Regions from separate parts of the Homo sapiens genome. Here region 1 is linked to region 2. Evidence: chromatin contacts called from ENCODE Hi-C or POLR2A ChIA-PET data. All regions are on one chromosome and are shown on one strand. Each heading gives the region's core, a stretch centred on a gene start or an enhancer-like site at or near the end of the contact. The rest is flanking DNA. Distances are from core to core; before and after follow the strand shown.

Region 1 (2,700 bases), core at 188-2,687, 80 kb after region 2:
GAAAAAAGACCAGCCTGGCCAACATGGTGAAACCTTGTCTCTACTAAAAATATAAAAATTAGCCAGGCATGATGGCAGGTGCCTGTAATTCCAGCTACTCAGAAGGCTAAGGCAGGAAAATCTCTTGAATCTGGGAGGTGGTGGTTGCAATGAGCCAAGATCACGCCACTGCACTCCAGCCTGGGTGACAGAGTGAGACTCCGTCACAAAAAATAAATAAATAAAATATTTTAAAAAGAGGGTGGTGTTCTAATCTGGGTCCTTTTGTTCACAGGAACGGTTCTTCAAATTAACTCAAACAAAAGGGTCGGTGATGAGGGTGGGGATTTAAAAGGATACAGGGCATCTCATGGAACCCAGGGCAGGAAGAGCAGCTGAATCTCATAGCATCCAAGGCCTGGGCTTAGGAATTCTGAGCCCGGCTGTGATTTCCACTGGTCAGGGGCTGTGTGAACTCCCTCACCCCTGCTTCTCTCTTTCTCTTCACTTCCTGTTTTTCTCTGTGATCAGATCCACTTTTTTCTCCCTCCCTCCCAGCTGGCTTCTTCCACTTACTTTGTAGGTCTCAGTGTACATGTCACCCCTGCAGAAGGCCTTTCATAGCCACACAAGGTAAGTGGCCCCTCATTCCTCCTTCCCATCACCTATTTACTTATAATACTTAGCACAAGTCACAGGATTGTGTTGATTTATTCGTAGTTTTGATTTTTATCTTTCTCATGAAATTAGAATTGTGCTCCACTAAGGATTCAGACTTCATCCCAAGAGTAGGGAGTGAAGTGATCTGAACTGTGTTTTCTAAAGATCCCGGGGCTGCAGGTGGAGAATGCGTCGGTGCTAGAGCAAGACCTGGTACAAGGCCTGGCCCTGAGTCAATGCTCACAGATGATGGTGGAGGGTGTGGAGTCAGGAGGCCCACAAGGAGGGCAGTCAGGAGGTGAGGGAGGCCTGGCCGTGGCAACAGCAGGGAAGATGGAGGCAAGCAGGTGACTCCTGAGACACCAGGGAGAAGAATGGAGGAGACCTGGTGCCTGATTAGATGTGGGGAAGAGGGAGAGGGAATAAAACAAAAGGGACTCCTGGGGTTCAGATACAGCAACAAGGCGGCCGGAAGAGGAGATAATGGCTGCACTCTGGGGCGTGGGAAGTTTGAGACGCCCGAGGGGCAGCCAAATGGGATGTGGGTGAACAGCTGGAACATCTGGAGTTGGCCTGGAGTTCTAGAGGGAGGGCCTATCTGGAGATACTGATTTGGAAATCTTTTGCCTGGAAAGAGTAATGGAGTCATGGAGATAGCTCCTGGGGAGCTTCTCTGTAGAGGGAAATGCAAGAATGATCTTGGACAGAAGCCTGAGGAACATAAGATTGTACAGAATGAGCAGAGGAAGAGGAGGCTGGGAGCTGCAGCTAGAAGGGGAGGGGAAACCACAGGGGACATTCATGGAAGCCCAGCAAGGAGTGCCAGGCGAGGTGGAAATGGCCAGCGGTGTCAAATGCTGCCTTGGGGCCAAGGAAGATGAGAGAAGAAATATGTCCCTGGAATGTATTGGCAAGGAGGTCGTTGGTAATCTTGGCAAAAACCATTTCATTATGAGAGCAGGGGGCATAAGTCACATTGTGGTGGAGAGTGTGGGAGTGAGCTCTGTGTGTGCAGACAGCTCTCCCAGAAACTGGGCTGGAGAGGGAAGGAGAGAGAATTCAGAGATGAGAAGAATGAGGAATGGAGGGAGGCTGGTGTGTTTGTCTTTGAGATAGAATGACGTGAATATGTTGCAGCCCCAACAGGATAGAGAGGAGAGGTTGAAAACAGGAGAGAGGGAGAAACAAAGGTGCCAGCCCTTAAGGAGAAGAGAGGGCTGGGAGGCCACACCCGCAGAGAAAAGGAGCCCACGGAAGAGGAAGGGAAAGAGGAGAGGTGGAGGCGGCAGCTCCTCTGAGAGCCGTCCATGCCCAGCAGTGGGGACAGAGCTGTGAGCAAATGATCCCTCCAAAGCAGCCCAGGGACAGCAAGAGCCTTGGGAGCACAGAGACCTTGAGAGAGGCTCGATCCCAGCAGCCCCAGCCCTGCCAAATGCCAACACATCCTTCAGAGATCTGCTCAAACTTCACAGCCTCAGGAAAGCCACGCTGTGCCTTCCAAGAGGGACACGGCTCCAATAACATACACTGTCCCAGCACACCTGCCCTCCCGACAGAGCACTGTTCTATTAACCCTGAACTACAGAGAATGAAGGAAATTACTCTCTTGGATGCCTGGGATCCCATCATTATCTATCCATGCAAGGTCCTTGTGGTAGGCAGAATAATGGCCCCCCAAATGTCTCCATGTCCAGGAACCTAGGAATGTATTAATTCATACAGCAAAACAGACTTTGCTGATGTGATTAAGTGAAGGATGGGAGATGATACTGGATTATCTGGGCGGGCCCAAGGTCATCATAAGGGTTCTTATAACGGGGAGGCCCGAGGCAGAGTCAGAGGGAGAGATGTGACAAAGCAGTACTGCTGGCTAGAGAGGGGAGGAAAGTGGTCATCTGCCAAGAAATACAGGCAGTCTCTACAAGGAAAGGCAAAGACAAGGAAGCCAGTTTTTTCTCAGAGTCTCCAGAAGGAATCAGCCCTGCTGACAGCTGACCTTAGCCCAGTGAAACTGATTTTGCATTTCTGACCTCCAGCACTTGTCAGGTAATAAATTTGTGT
Region 2 (2,700 bases), core at 143-2,642:
ATTGTTTTAAACTGTGACTCTAGGATTCCACTAGCCAGAGGCCCTTTCAACCATGGGCCCTCTGAGAAGCTCCTCTGTAGGCCGACAGGAGGGTGGACTTGCTTCGCGTGGTACCCGGGGACTGGGGCAAGCGGCTGCGGGATAGGGGTCTCCACCTGAGCTCCCTGAGGGCACCTCTCCCACTACCACCGCATCTGACCCCCACTACTGGCCCCAGCTCGGGCCTGGAGCCCACGCAGAAGGGGAGGCAAGGTTGAGCGCCCACACCCGGCCAGTAACCGAGGCGCTGGCCCTTGCCGGAGCACTTGGCCGTCTTCCGCAGAACAGCATCACTGGCAGCCGCCCCGCGTGGAGGGTGGAGCCGGGGAGCCCGGTGTGGGACGGCCGGGGCCAGGGTACCCTAGGGCGGAGAGCTCAGGGCTGGCTTCCCGCTCCCAGCCGCGCGCCCCTCGGGCCGGAGGTTCCTGCCGCGCCCCGACACCTGGAGTGCATTAGGCGGCGGCGCGCGTCTAGGCGACGGCGGCTTTCCCCAGATTATTGAATAATTGCATAATTCCGAGCGCGGGTTGGGAGGCAATGCCGGGTCCCTACCCCGGGTGTCAGGTAACGTTTCGGGGGTCCTGCGCTGCGCGACTGTGTCCCGCCGCTGCTGGCCGGGCAGACGAGAGCTAGCCCCCGCCTACCGGCCATCGCCCCGGGGCTTTGCTCTGTCTTTGGCCGGAGGCACTCTGCGCAGCCCTCACCCCCACCCTTCAGCCCTCCGGGGCCGCCGCGCCCGGCTCTCCAAACTTTGAGATGCTTCCCCGGAGCCAGGCAGGAGGGCAGCCAGGGCACACTCTCTTGGCGCTGATTCCCTTCCCCAGCCGGGGCCGTGCGCCCTCGGCGCTCCCGGGACACCCGAGTGCCCCTGGCAGCCGTGCGGGAACCCCGGCATGGGCCTTGGAGGCACCTAAGGCGCCCAGGAGGGCCACCAGATCTGGGAGCTTTTCAACTCAAGCCTCTTCAACTCTTCCCAAACACACCAAAGAGTCCCGGCTTTCAATAGCCTTCGCACCTCCCTCTTTAGCGAAACTTGACTGAACCGCTAGACTGGGGCCAGTCCCTGGGGGACCCACGTCCCCAAGAGCAGCTGAGGTCTGACCCTGGGAGGAGGGTCGCGTCCCGATCCTGGCCGCTGGATCCAAGCCCCGAGGGCCCAGGGAGGGACTCCGAGAGGCAAGGGGAGGCAGAGGGTGGGCACCTACCTGGCCACAGGCTGAGCGCCCAGGCCACCACCAGGCCCCTGGGCAGGTCCATGGCCCGCGGCACGGCGGCTGGGTCCGGTGTGCAGCGGCGGCGGGGGGCGGCAAGCCAGAGCGGCAGCCTCCTCGGCGCGGCGCCTGCAGCCTGCACTGCGCGGGGCGCCGGGCTCCCTGACAGCTGCGGCTCATTCAGAGGAAGTGGGAGGGCTCGAGCGGAGGGGAGGGGCGCCGGACACCACTCCGGCTCGGGCTCTGGGCCAGTCTCGGCCGCTCTGCCACCTGGGCAGGCGGCGCGCTGCCTCGACGCGCCTGTGCAGCGCTCCTTCTCCGCCAACCCCACGTCAGCCTCTGGAGAAAACTCCAGAGAACCGCTCCTGGGAACCCCCTCACCAGTGTAGCACCGCACCGCCTCAGTCAGATTCTGTTCAGGAAAAGTGGTTTTTATTCCCATTTCCCAGTGAAAAGAGATTCACAAAACTCAGAGGGTACCCAAGCTGGCTCAGGAACACCTGCTGGAACGCAGGTCTCCCTTGGCCAAGTGAGTGGATGTCCCTCAAAGGTCCATTCTAAGACATCCCCGTGTCTCCCTGCACCCTGCGGCTTGAATTGTAGAGGCTAGTGTTTCTTCTGACCCTGGAATACATGCAGATTCGCCTCCACTGCCACTCCCTGAGCCTCCACACCTGAGGCATTCCAAAGCACCCAGGGACACCGTGCACCCCCTCTTAACCTAACGTGAAGCTCTTCTTTGTAACCCTGCCACCTTCTTTCCCTCTTCTAATCACTGGTAGTTAAATTCAATGCACATTTATCTCAAGAGCTTTAAATCCAGGCCCCGGACCTCCACCGCGCTTGTGGAGGCTTTTCCAGCAATGGAGGAAGCCGAGGCAGAGGGTAGGAAGGCCAAGATGCAGGGAAAGCCACAGCAGAGCGCCCTTCCCCCACTTTCTCAGGAAAGGCTTCCTTCACCCCCTCTTCCCGTCCCCACCAGGTTGAGTCCCAGACACATGCTGATATTCCCCAGCCCGCTCTCCCTCATTTCTCTTCATTGTGCTTAGTAGAGAAGCAAGGCATCAATTGGTGTGATCATTTAACTTTTCTCTCCTGTGCAGACTGAAAACACCATCAGGGTAGAAATCTCTGGTTCACAATGGAGTACTCAGCCCCTAACACCCAGGAACAAAGTAGGTGGGCGGGTGGATGGATGGGTGAGTACAGGTGGTGTGTGGGTGCACAAAGGATAGAGTTTTCTATCTGGGAGGTATTGGAAGGGCTTCCCAGAGGAGGTGATGTTCAGTCAGGGCCCCTGAAGATGAGCTGGAGTTTGAGAAGACCCAGGTTCACATAAGTGAAGTGGGCTTGTGCTCGTCTCCCAACCTCACTATCTTTCGGTTGGCTATCTGGGTTTTACTTCATCTTCACCTCACCCATTCAGCCACAGACTCGGGGAAGGTGATTC

The links. A loop is a pair of places that touch in the nucleus more often than their neighbours do. ChIA-PET counts read pairs that join two places held with the same protein, here RNA polymerase II (POLR2A). Pooled maps may share reads with other maps.
Region 1: a map of chondrocyte shows a loop between it and region 2 (3-fold over the local background). The contact joins the enhancer-like site here to the promoter of ITGA11 in region 2. A Hi-C loop is called at or near these places in 8 of 168 maps with a recorded cell type or tissue (PC-9, Right ventricle myocardium inferior, aorta and 5 more), 2 of 37 single-sample maps with no recorded cell type and 4 of 50 pooled maps. POLR2A ChIA-PET finds 5 or more read pairs at or near these places in 2 of 52 experiments (AG04449 and AG04450).

What each region holds. Positions count from the first base shown.
Region 1 is chr15:68,510,279-68,512,978 of GRCh38, forward strand. No RefSeq gene overlaps it. Among named protein-coding and RNA genes, the nearest start is that of CORO2B, 67 kb to the right of the region's middle. Within about 2 kb of position 1,438, at least 5 of the 41 ENCODE cell types and tissues checked have a DNase peak (open chromatin) inside an H3K27ac peak, as active enhancers do.
Region 2 is chr15:68,430,771-68,433,470 of GRCh38, forward strand. It overlaps ITGA11 (integrin subunit alpha 11), which reads right to left and starts at 1,393. Exons shown (of 30, transcript NM_001004439.2): 1 at 1,245-1,393. The coding sequence starts at 1,296. RefSeq lists an enhancer at 1-553.